Linked DNA regions of Homo sapiens: regions 1 and 3 are each linked to region 2. A link is a contact called in ENCODE Hi-C data. All regions are on one chromosome and are shown on one strand. Each heading gives the region's core, a stretch centred on a gene start or an enhancer-like site at or near the end of the contact. The rest is flanking DNA. Distances are from core to core; before and after follow the strand shown.

Region 1 (3,419 bases), core at 343-2,842, 4.8 Mb before region 2:
TGTTAGTTTTTTGGTGCAGTCTTGTATAACCTAATCTCAGAAGTGATATGCCATTCACACCCACCATTTGCTATTGGTCATGCATACCAATCCTGGTACATGGTGGGAGGTGTCTACACTAGGTTGTGAACACCAGGAGGCTGGGATCATTGAGGGCCATCTTGAAGGCTGGTGACCACACTCCTCATTACTCTAAAGTAAGACAAGAAGGCACAATCCTGCAAATACCAAGGCAATATCCTCAAATAAGTCACAAAATTTCATCTTAGTCTAATCACTTTTTTGGGTGGTTGTTTATTTAACAAATATTCAATTAACCCAAGACAATGGGCCCAGCCCTATAGATACAGGCAGGAGTTAAACCTAGAACCTACATTGAGTTATAACAGAAACCAGGAATCAGGCCATGAGGGTTCATGGAAAAGAGAGGCCAAGAAAGAGAGCTAGAATCAGGACCCTGTGACAAAATGGTTCTAAAATCTTCTAATCCAGGAATGGGTTCCTCCTTAGACAATTTGATTTTTGGTTTCCTGGGCCTTGACAACATCCCCACAGAAAATGGAGTCGGGGAAGGGGAAGGGGGAGGAGAGGAGACAAAGGAACAAATGTCCTTAGCAGCTTACCAATTTCTGGAATTTCACAAATGGGCATTCTTTCTTAAGCTCGAATATATCAGAACCCATTTTTTGAGCTGGAATTTGCTTAAAAAAAAGTGGAGGGTAGGAAAAGAAAAGAGCCACCCAAATACTAAAGGTAGATAAAGGAAATGTCTGTTTTGATGTACGGTCTCTGAGAACAGGGCAAATCAGAGTCCAGTACTGCCAGTGCAAAATCACTCTTTACAATTATATTCATTATAATTACCTTTTTGAATAAATGAACTAAATCATTTCCATTAACCTCCTCCCCCATCTCACCCCCGTATAACAAGAACCTAGCTAGGTAGTAGCTTTCATTCCATTCCTCTCTTGTCCCCTCTCCCAAACACTTCCTCACCTGCTCTTGTAATCAGATCTTCTCTATGACTATGGGAAAGTTACTAAAAACCCTAAATGATTATTTCCCAATCTGGATAATACTAATAATACCAGCTCCAACCTACTACATAGGCTGAAAAACTATATACGCAGAAGTAATTTTACATTCAAGACAGGATGTGTGCATGTGTGTGTGTCAATTCCAAGAAGCCCGATATGCACAGCCTCATTTTCATTCCAAACACTGGTACGCCGATCACTCCTGAACAACTACGTTTCCAAGGCGCCTGCCAAGCTTGCAGGTGCATTCCCCAAGTGCGCCAGCCCACCCACATGGGTCAAGGGAAAACCTGTTTCCCTGACTTGGTAAGTAGACAAGTCAAGCCAATTTCCTCCCCGAGTAAACCATCCTCCGCCCTGGTCCCCCTAGTCCTTTGGTTCTAGAGTCTCGGGGTTTAGTCATCCAGCCGCCGCGTCCGTCTTGATCCGCGCTCACTGCCGCAGCACCACAACCGAAACGCCTTCCCCCACTCTGAAGGACTACAGCCCCCGGCAGGCCCCGCGACAACAGCGACAGCCACGTGACCTCGCTTCCCTGGGTGCCACGGTCATGTGACTTCGGCAAGATGGCTGCCCTGACAGCGGAGCATTTTGCAGCACTCCAGAGCCTGCTCAAGGTAAGTCGAAGGGGTGGGGACAGCGTGAGGTGGCCCTTTGTCTCCGAGACTTTAGACGGAGCAGGAATTGGGAACAAATTGACCCTGGTTTGGAGCCACAACTCTGCTGCTTGTTCTCTGTGTGATCCCAGGCAAATCGTTGCGTCTTTCTGAGCTTTTAAAAAGTAAGAACAAAATATCGTTTTGACAGGAACGTAAGATAAAAAAAAATAAAATAATGGGCATGAAGGCGCAGTACAACCTCCTGCTATTAGTCTTTGGGATTGGTTTTCGGTATTGGTGCATTGAAGTGGTAATTGCTAGACCCACGTTGTCAGTTCCCCATTTCATCCCGTAGCCCCTCCTGCATTGCACAATTAAGAAATTATCTCCTACTGCGTCTGCCCAGCCCTCCGAATGACCTGTGCGTTCAATGTTCCCTTGAGGTCCAGATTTTCCCTACTCTCTTTGACCTGCGAAAGGGGCAGGACATACTCCTGATAATCATTTGAAAAGTTGTGAGGTTGAAAGGGACCTACTTCATAGGGCTTTGTAAAGCTCAAATGAAGTATTATTATTATTTGAGACGGAGTCTAGCTCTGTTGTCCAGGCTGGAGAGCAGTGGCGCAATCTCGGCTCACTGCAACCTCCGCCCCCCGAGTTCAAGCAATTCTATGCCTCAGCCTTCCGAGTAGCTGGGATTACAGGCGCCCGCCACCAAGCCTGGCAAATTTATGTATTTTTAGTAGAGACGGGGTTTCAACATCTTGGCCAGGCTGGTCTTGAACTCCTGACCGCGTGATCCACTCGCCTCCGCCTTCCAAAGTGTTGGGATTACAGGCGTGAGCCACCGCGCCTGGCCGGAATTATTTAACTTATGATTTGCCCTGTAGGAGAAAGGGCAGCTTTATTTTCCTTCGTAGAACTTGTCGCTAGCTATTTGCCCGTTGTCCGTCTGTCTCATAAGAATGTAAGATCCATCAGGGACCTTTCCTTTCTTCCTCTCTCTTTTTTTTTTTTTTTAAACACCAGGTGAAGAGGGTTGAGTTACTCTCCTCAATTTATGGCACATCATCATCATCGGTCCATGTAATAGTCTCTGTTTTGTTTTACTTATTTATTTTTTAATTGCCTTCTCAGTGTTCATTAGCATTCTCCACTCCTAAGGGGATCTACTCTTTTGTTCACAAGTGTTAATGCCCAATAAGTAGAACAATAATACCTGGCACACAGCACGTGCTCAGTAAATAGCTGTTAAATGAATTAATAAATGAAGTAACAGAGCTGGGACTGGCAATCTAGGGCTCTCAGCTCCCAACCCAGTGCCTTTTCACCTTCATTTTGGCTGCTCTGTACCTACCCCCGCCCCTATACCTGTTGGTCTTATGCACTCTTTTCTTTTAAAAACTTTAAAAGATTAGTGTGTAGTATACATACAGAAAAGTGCATAAACCATACATTTACAGTTAAATGATTTATTACACACCAATGTAACCACCACCAAAGTCAAAAAATGAAATGTTACCAGTACCCCAGAAGTCCCCCTTTCGCCCTTTCTTTGCTTCCTCACTTTCTTCCCCAATGGTAACCTCTATGTTTGCTTCTGATACAATTCATTTAATATTGCCCATGTTTGAACTTAACATAAATGGAATAATACAGCATATACTTTTTTTTTATGCCTGGCTTCTTTTGCTCACCATTATGTAGCAGTAGTTCATTGATTTTCATTGCTACTGTCCTGTGTACTTTCTTTTCTTTTTTTAAAAAAATACTTAGACTTTTT
Region 2 (3,602 bases), core at 132-2,631:
GTCAAACGAAGTACAAGAACAAGCAATGAGTTATATTTTATGAAAGTGTACAAGATTTAACAGACACATATCACACACTATGAAAAAAGTTATGTAAACACAGACGGGGTTTTAATGAAACAGCATTCAGAAATTAATCTAGAAGCTTTATTAACACAGCAAATCTGTCCTACCAACTTAATCTGGTCATTCCTTTGAATATAACAGTTATGAAACAAGCATATTCTTCAGCAGGCTTCTCATAAAAAATTCCAGAGATTTTAAAGGAAAGCCTAAGAACTAGACTTTTCTCGTTAAAATGTGAGTTAAATTTAAAGATGTCGTATGGAATGTAGCAGCAATCAATACTGGGAAGCAAAATGTATATAGAAAAAATAAAAAATATATACACAGATTTAACGCAGACACTATCTAAATATCAACGACAGGCTCAAAATACTTTATAAGGATTATGTGTCAACATAAGCCTTTAACATTCGCTCTCTTAAAGCCAAAATGTTTTAAGATTTAGAACCAGAGAACAGGCAGTCTGACGGTCAAAGAGGGGAAATCATTTTTTTCCAGCATCTTCTAATGAAGTCTGTCTCTCACAATTATAAAAACTTTTGCAGGCTGGTCTAAACCGTGAGCTGCCTGGAGAAAGCAGAAGGGAGGTATCCTGAATGAAAGCCAAACCATCTCCATAAATTAATGTCTTCCCTTGACTAGAAAGCATTTCAGGGTAAAAAGCATGTACGAATTCCTCCGTAATATGAAAAGGGGTTGGAGGGCAGGGAATGAAATAGAGAGCGAGGGCACTAAAACATGTTTAGTTAACAGCGCTCAGAAGTCTCCACACAACCCGTATTCCCCTCCATCTCAATCAGACCAGGCTATTCTCTCCTCCTCCGAAGGTTTAGGGGTCAGAAAGAGATGTGGGGTCAAAGTGGCTTCCCCGACAGGTCCCCTCCCTAAGTTTCCCCTCGGCTGAGCCCAGATCTCCGCTCTGAACCGACCTAAGAGCTGGTCTAGGGCTGGGAGCCCGGTTGATACCAGCAGCTGTCCATTCCGCACCGACGGTCGCGTGCCCGCAATGGACACCAGTCGAGGGCCGCTGTCGTTGGTCACGCTGGCTCTAGGACCCCTCCTCTGGAAACTGGTGACGTTGCTCTTGCTGGCTGTCGCCACTGCAGACCCAGTACTCGCGGCAACACTACCGCAGGTTGCCACTGCCGCCATCTTAGAGCCTCCAGTGTTAACCCAATAGGAACTCTGGGAACGCAAACACCCGTCCTATCAGAACCAGTGCCAAACTCCCGCCTCCTCGCCCCAACCGCGGCTCTCGTAACCAATAGGACTGAGACGTCAGTCCCGAGCCAACCAATCGGAAGGCGTATTGCTGAAAAGTGCGCCCTACGAAAGGACGGTCGACTTCGGCGGGGCCCAGGTGAGAAAGGCCCACCTGTGTCCTGGTTGAGGGTCTCCAGGGTTCTTTGGGGCCCGAGGTAGGTAATATCACGTAACGTTCTTCTCCTTTTGAGTGCCTTCATTCACATTGAGTTAAAGAAAAGGTTGGTGAAACAATAAACCCTTAGGGCTTATCAAGCAATTGCTAGCACCTTTCTCCGCTGTGTGTGAGGATAGACTTTTTTCCTGCTCATTTATCTTCTGATTTCTGATAGAAAATTCACTCCGCCTTCCCCACGATGTCTTTTTCTTAATTTTGTGTTATATGGAAAGGATGGGATCTCTTACCTTAATGAGTTGGTTGCTGAGCGTCTGGGCTTAGTTCGTTAGTGCCTAGTGGTAGGTGGTTTGGAATTAAACCTTAGAGCGAAAACTCTTGAACTTTGAGGCTATCTGGTTTTCCTGTGTCTGACAAACTATAGCTCTCTGACAAGTTCCGATAAGAAGCTTTTGTTAATTTTAATTAGTGTTTCTGGAAGTCTTGGATGTCTTTCCTAAGCGGTGTAAATGACAAGTGTTACTCTGACAACCTTGTTCACACATTTAATTGTCGTTTGCTGTTAAAGCAGCTGCAAATAACAGAAAATACTTAGGGTTTCTTTCCCCCAAAAAACTGCTAGGAAGAATTAGAAGTATACCTACTTTATTTTATGAACCCTGAATCGAGAGTTTATTACTAAAATACCAATTTTATGTGTGGAAAAAACATGTATTTTGAGTTGTATTTTTGTATTTAATTTTTTTTTCAAAACTGAGCAGGGACAGTGGGTAACTGATGTTTAAAGGCAATCATGATTGACAAATGTCTAAATTGAAAAGGACTCCCAAATCATTACCGCACTACTGAGTTATTGACTTTGACAGTGATCTGTGATACCTTTTAATTAGAGCCAAACCTCATTGAAATTCTTGCCATCGAATTGTTTTAAATCTCACTGACCTGTTGAAATTTTTGGGCTGATTCTGTTTGATAAATTGAAATTAGTATTGCTAAATAGTGACTGGAGTTTTTCATTTGGGGAGGATTTTTGTTTGTTTGCTTGTTTTTTAGAATCATGTTTAGGAAAAAACCCTGTTTCACAATATATCAACTGGAAAGCTTTGATCAAGGTTGCTTTCATATTGAATCTTTAAGTTACTCAATAAATAGCTGTTGAGTGATTACTGTCTGTTTGGACTTAATCTTGTCATTTTAGACCTATGGTAATAAAAATGGTCTCACCTGGAGGAGATAAAATTAACACATAGAAAACAACATAGTACTTAAAATGAACACATTAAATAGCATGTGCTAATTTTATCCTGTAGTAAATAAGCACTAGGAAGACCAAAAGAAAAAGTGACAAAGCAGTCCAATATCAGATAGAAACGTCTTGAATTTTTTTTTTCTTCAACTTTTGTTTTAGGTTCTGGGCTTCATGTGCAGGTTTGTTACATAGGTAAACGTGTGCTGTGGTGGTTTGCTGCACAGATCAACCCACCACCTCGGTATTAAGCCCAGCATCCATTAGCTATTCTTCCTGATGCTCTCTGTCCCCCCACCCCTACAAATATTTTTGATGCTGTGAACTTTTTGAAATGCTACATATAATTATTATTTTTTGACAGATGGCATTGTTTTGTGTACCTCATGATGCTATGAAGTGTATGTACATTCCGGAATCGTTAAATCTAGCTAATTAGCAATGCATTACCTCACATAGTTATCATTTTTGTGGTAAGAGTACATAACATCTACACTGTTTACATTTTTTTAAAGAATACAATATATGATTATTAACTATAGTCAGCTTGCTATAAATTCATGTTATATAATAGATTTCTTGAAATTTATTCCTCCTATCTAACTGATATTATGTATCTTTGACCAAATTCTCCCCATCCCCCCTGCCAACCATCCTGGCCTCTGGTAAACACCATTGTACTCTCTGTGCGATGAACTATTAGATTCCACCTATGAGTAAGATCATGTGATATTTGTCTTTCTGTGTCTGACTTATTTCACTTAACATAATGGTATAATTCGTTTTTATAGGCTTCTGTATTACATATTCCCTTGTTTCCTACTGTATTTACTTAACCCTTTAGATTTCCCAAGATGATGATAGTGGTGCTTTGTTTGCCTCATTACTAGAACTGAAGAATTATTTTCCAAC
Region 3 (3,389 bases), core at 370-2,869, 4.2 Mb before region 2:
TAAGGTCCACGACAGACAAAGATCCAGACAGAGGACATGGGAACTTCCACTCCCACCCCAATTTGGCCTCCATCTTCTTACCCTCCTTTTCTACTAAGTTTCAAACACGAAGAATCTAAAATGAACTCGGGGCACATATGAAGTTACTATTAAAACTATTTTGTTAGTCTTTTCAATGCAGACGTATCACTTGCTTGGATTCATGTGGCAAAATCCTATTTCCCATGTTTTCAAGTAGGCAAAAAGATTGCCTTATCAAGAGCCCTAGCACAAAGCACCAGTTTCAACAATAGTGATGCTGTGGAAATTGGCCTAAGTGGGGTCAAAACTCCCAAGAAATGCTTTACCTGGGATCCACAGACCAGAAACTTGCAATTTTCTAGAAATTGTATACTAGATTTTGTGTGTATTTTCTCAGGTCAGAGTCCAGAACTTTCATCAGATTCTCAAAAGAGTTCAACCAAAAACGGTGAATAAGAACTGCTCCCAAAAAGTTGGAAAGACTAGCTTCTTAGGGACACAGTGAAAGCGAATGTGGTCACAGCCAGGCCACCTGAGTTGAAACCCAGGTGTCCTGACCCCTAGGTTTATGCTCTGAAGGCCCAATACTTACTCTTAATTCTTCAAAGGCTTCGTCTAGGGTGGAGAGTTGGTGGCCCTGGTGAGCCCCAATGACTGGACACAGGACACAGATGAGCTGCCTATCTTCCTGGCAATAGGTACTCAAATCAAGCCCATGGTCCGGACACTTCCTCTTGGCCACTCTCTCTGCTTCCATTTCTATTTCTGGGTCAAATTCACTTTCTGCCTCAGTTTCTCCCTCCGCCTCGGATTCCCCTTCTTCTTGGTTGTCTTCTTCGGCCTCGCTTTCTTGCTCATCCTCCATTTCTTCCTCGCTGTCTTCTTCACTCTCCTCATCGCTCTCATCCTCACTCTCTTCCTCTGTCTCGCTCTCTTCCTCTGACTCGCTCTCTTCCTCCGACTCACTCTCTTCCCCTGCCTCGCTTTCTATCTCCCTCTCCTGCTCCACCTTGACCTCCGCTTCTTCCTTCCCCGCCCCCTCTCCGTCAGCTGGCGGGGTCCAGGCCTGGGAGCCGTGGACGTATTCGGCCAGATGGTGACTGAGGAACTTCTGCCTGTGCGCCTCGGCATGGCGGCGGCAGTAGCAGAAGCCGCATTCTCGGCACACTTCCTCGGCCCCCGGAGCCTCGTCGGGCTCGCACTCGTCACACGTGCCGTCGTGAGGCAGTTCCTCGAAGGCCGCGCCCACTCCAGAGGCCATGTGGGTGCTGTGACGCGGCCAAGGCCTCGGGGCCCCGGGGCTCGCCGCCTTCCTTCCGCGCGGCCTCACTTCCTCCTCCCGCCCCGGGTCCCTTCCTAGGGAGTCGCCTCCCGCCTGGACCGCGCCGCGTCTCGAAGCGGGACCTGGGGCCGCGGCAGCCCCTGCCCGGGCGCAGCAGCAAAGACCCTTTCCGCCGGCTCGGCCTGCTCCGCTCTGTCCCTGCGCTTCCTCTGCCGCGCAAGGCACTTCCGGCGCGGCCACCCGGCGCCCCCGTCGGCCCCCGCGTCGCGCCGCCCGCTCAGCCTCCCGCTACCAGGGAGAGATCGCGGCAGCCGCCGGCCCCCGCGCCGCCCCGGTTCCACTTTCCCTTTCCCCGTCAGGAGGCCTCCTTTTACTTCCTGAGTCATTTAAAGTGGCAATGACCCTTTTCTGCTTTTCCCGCGGGGCTCAGCTCCTCCGCTCCAAATCTCAGCGTGCCTTGGAGGAGGAGGAGGGAGAAGGAGGATGGAGGAAGTCTCTTACTCTCTCCAGAAGCAGGAATTGGGCTCCACCTCCCCCATTCCCTCCCTGGAAGTGTCAACTTGAGTTTTCACGGCCACTAGGCTGGTGTCCCTGTGCATTTCAGTCTCTCTTGTGCCAATTTGTCGCCGCCCGTCACAGTCCCCAGTGTTCTGCAAGGTGCCCGGACAGTGTTGTTTACCAGACTGAACCTGACCTCTTGGGATTTCCTGAGTGCGGAAGGGCTATGTTTGTTCTAGGCTAGGGGAATTGGAGTTAGGATGAGCAAACAAATATTTTCGATCCAAAGCAATACTGTGCTTTGTCTATTTGCATTGCTACCTCCTAGGATCTCAGAATTTCTGGGGTGGTAACCTCTGTGCGGTTTTCTGAGAGCTGCCTTCGGTTGGGCAGAGACGTCAGGTGAAGTGAGGTGGGGAGAGGCAGTATTTGTCGAGTGACAGGTCCAGGTTGCAGTCATTTTCCTTTATGTAAGGTGTCCCTCTAGATTCCCACTGGGCTCTAAGAGAAAAGAAGGGAACTGTTGTTTATAAAGCAGTACTGTAGTGCCAAGAACCCGGCTACATCTTTTTGTGGCTCTTTAAAAGCCGGTTTTGGAAGATCCTCTGCCCGATGGTCCCCAAATCCTGGTGCCACTACCTATCAGTTTTATGACCATGGACAAGTTAATTCATCATTCTGTTTTCCGCTTTTTAAAAAAGATGTTAAGTGAAAAGAACGGTAAATATCTACCTCATGGGGTAGTTTTGTGGATTAAATGTAACGATGCCTGCACTGTAGAGTATTCACTAAGCTTTCATTATTATTTTTGGCACAAATTATATTTAGTGCTCACAATGCCCCTTTGAAGGAACATATTTTACACACACAGGGCATTTTCGGCTGGCTGCTGGTAATGTAGGCAAGTCTCCACCTCTACCCCATATCCATGTCTCTCCATTCACAGAAGAGTTTTTGTTTTGCACTGTATTTGGGAGAGGGAAAATTACGTTTTTATCTAGTCAAGGGAGAGGCTGAGGTGTATTAAGAAGGATGAAAGGGGATGGAATGGTGTCTGTTTTACATTGATTCCCTTAGATGATTTTGAGTTAGAATTTCCAGATGCTTTCCTCAAACATACCAGGGGATGAGGTGGGGTAAAAAAACCTTTTTAATAGTTTTTAATGTCTCCATGGATAATGTATGCCTAATCTTTGTGCAGCTTTTGTTAGATATTTATTTTTTAGAAACCTTTCTTTTTAACCTCAGAACAATTCTATACAATGTTGAAAAAAATCAGGTTTATTTTGTTCCAATTCCATACACATTTCTGTTTTCCCCCAGCTCATTTCTCTGGAAATTATTTCTGTGTCTGCTTTTGAAACATGAATTGAAGCACCATTCTGAAAAAAAAAATTCAACAAATGTCAACTCAAACATCAACGTTAATATACCTAATGAGAAGTGTGCCTTGCTTGGTTATTTCTACTCCTGTCCTCCCCCAGGCTTAAAAGGAAACAACTTAGCCTTTACAAACATAACGTTCTCACATTTAGAAAGTCTTTTATTCAATGAAAATAATTTTTATTTTTTTTATTTATTTTTTTTT

Evidence for each region. Hi-C counts contacts between places; a loop is a spot of excess contacts on that map. Pooled maps may share reads with other maps.
Region 1: a pooled map shows a loop between it and region 2 (23-fold over the local background). The contact joins the promoter of COMMD9 here to the promoter of IMMP1L in region 2. A Hi-C loop is called at or near these places in 7 of 50 pooled maps.
Region 3: a loop to region 2 is called in a map of B cell, with 10 times the contacts of the local background. The contact joins the promoter of TRIM44 here to the promoter of IMMP1L in region 2. A Hi-C loop is called at or near these places in 2 of 168 maps with a recorded cell type or tissue (B cell and CD8-positive, alpha-beta T cell) and 7 of 50 pooled maps.

What each region holds. Positions count from the first base shown.
Region 1 is chr11:36,287,597-36,291,015 of GRCh38, reverse strand. COMMD9 (COMM domain containing 9) reads left to right here and starts at 1,592. Exons shown (of 6, transcript NM_014186.4): 1 at 1,592-1,654. The coding sequence starts at 1,604. RefSeq lists enhancers at 1,442-1,691, 1,528-2,230.
Region 2 is chr11:31,507,401-31,511,002 of GRCh38, reverse strand. IMMP1L (inner mitochondrial membrane peptidase subunit 1) reads left to right here and starts at 1,381. Exons shown (of 6, transcript NM_001304274.2): 1 at 1,381-1,484. ELP4 (elongator acetyltransferase complex subunit 4) reads right to left here and starts at 1,236. Exons shown (of 10, transcript NM_019040.5): 1 at 996-1,236. The coding sequence starts at 1,218. RefSeq lists enhancers at 932-1,221, 354-1,243.
Region 3 is chr11:35,661,005-35,664,393 of GRCh38, reverse strand. It overlaps TRIM44 (tripartite motif containing 44), which reads right to left and starts at 1,619. Exons shown (of 5, transcript NM_017583.6): 1 at 614-1,619. The coding sequence starts at 1,282. RefSeq lists enhancers at 931-1,431, 1,643-1,962 and a silencer at 1,223-1,602.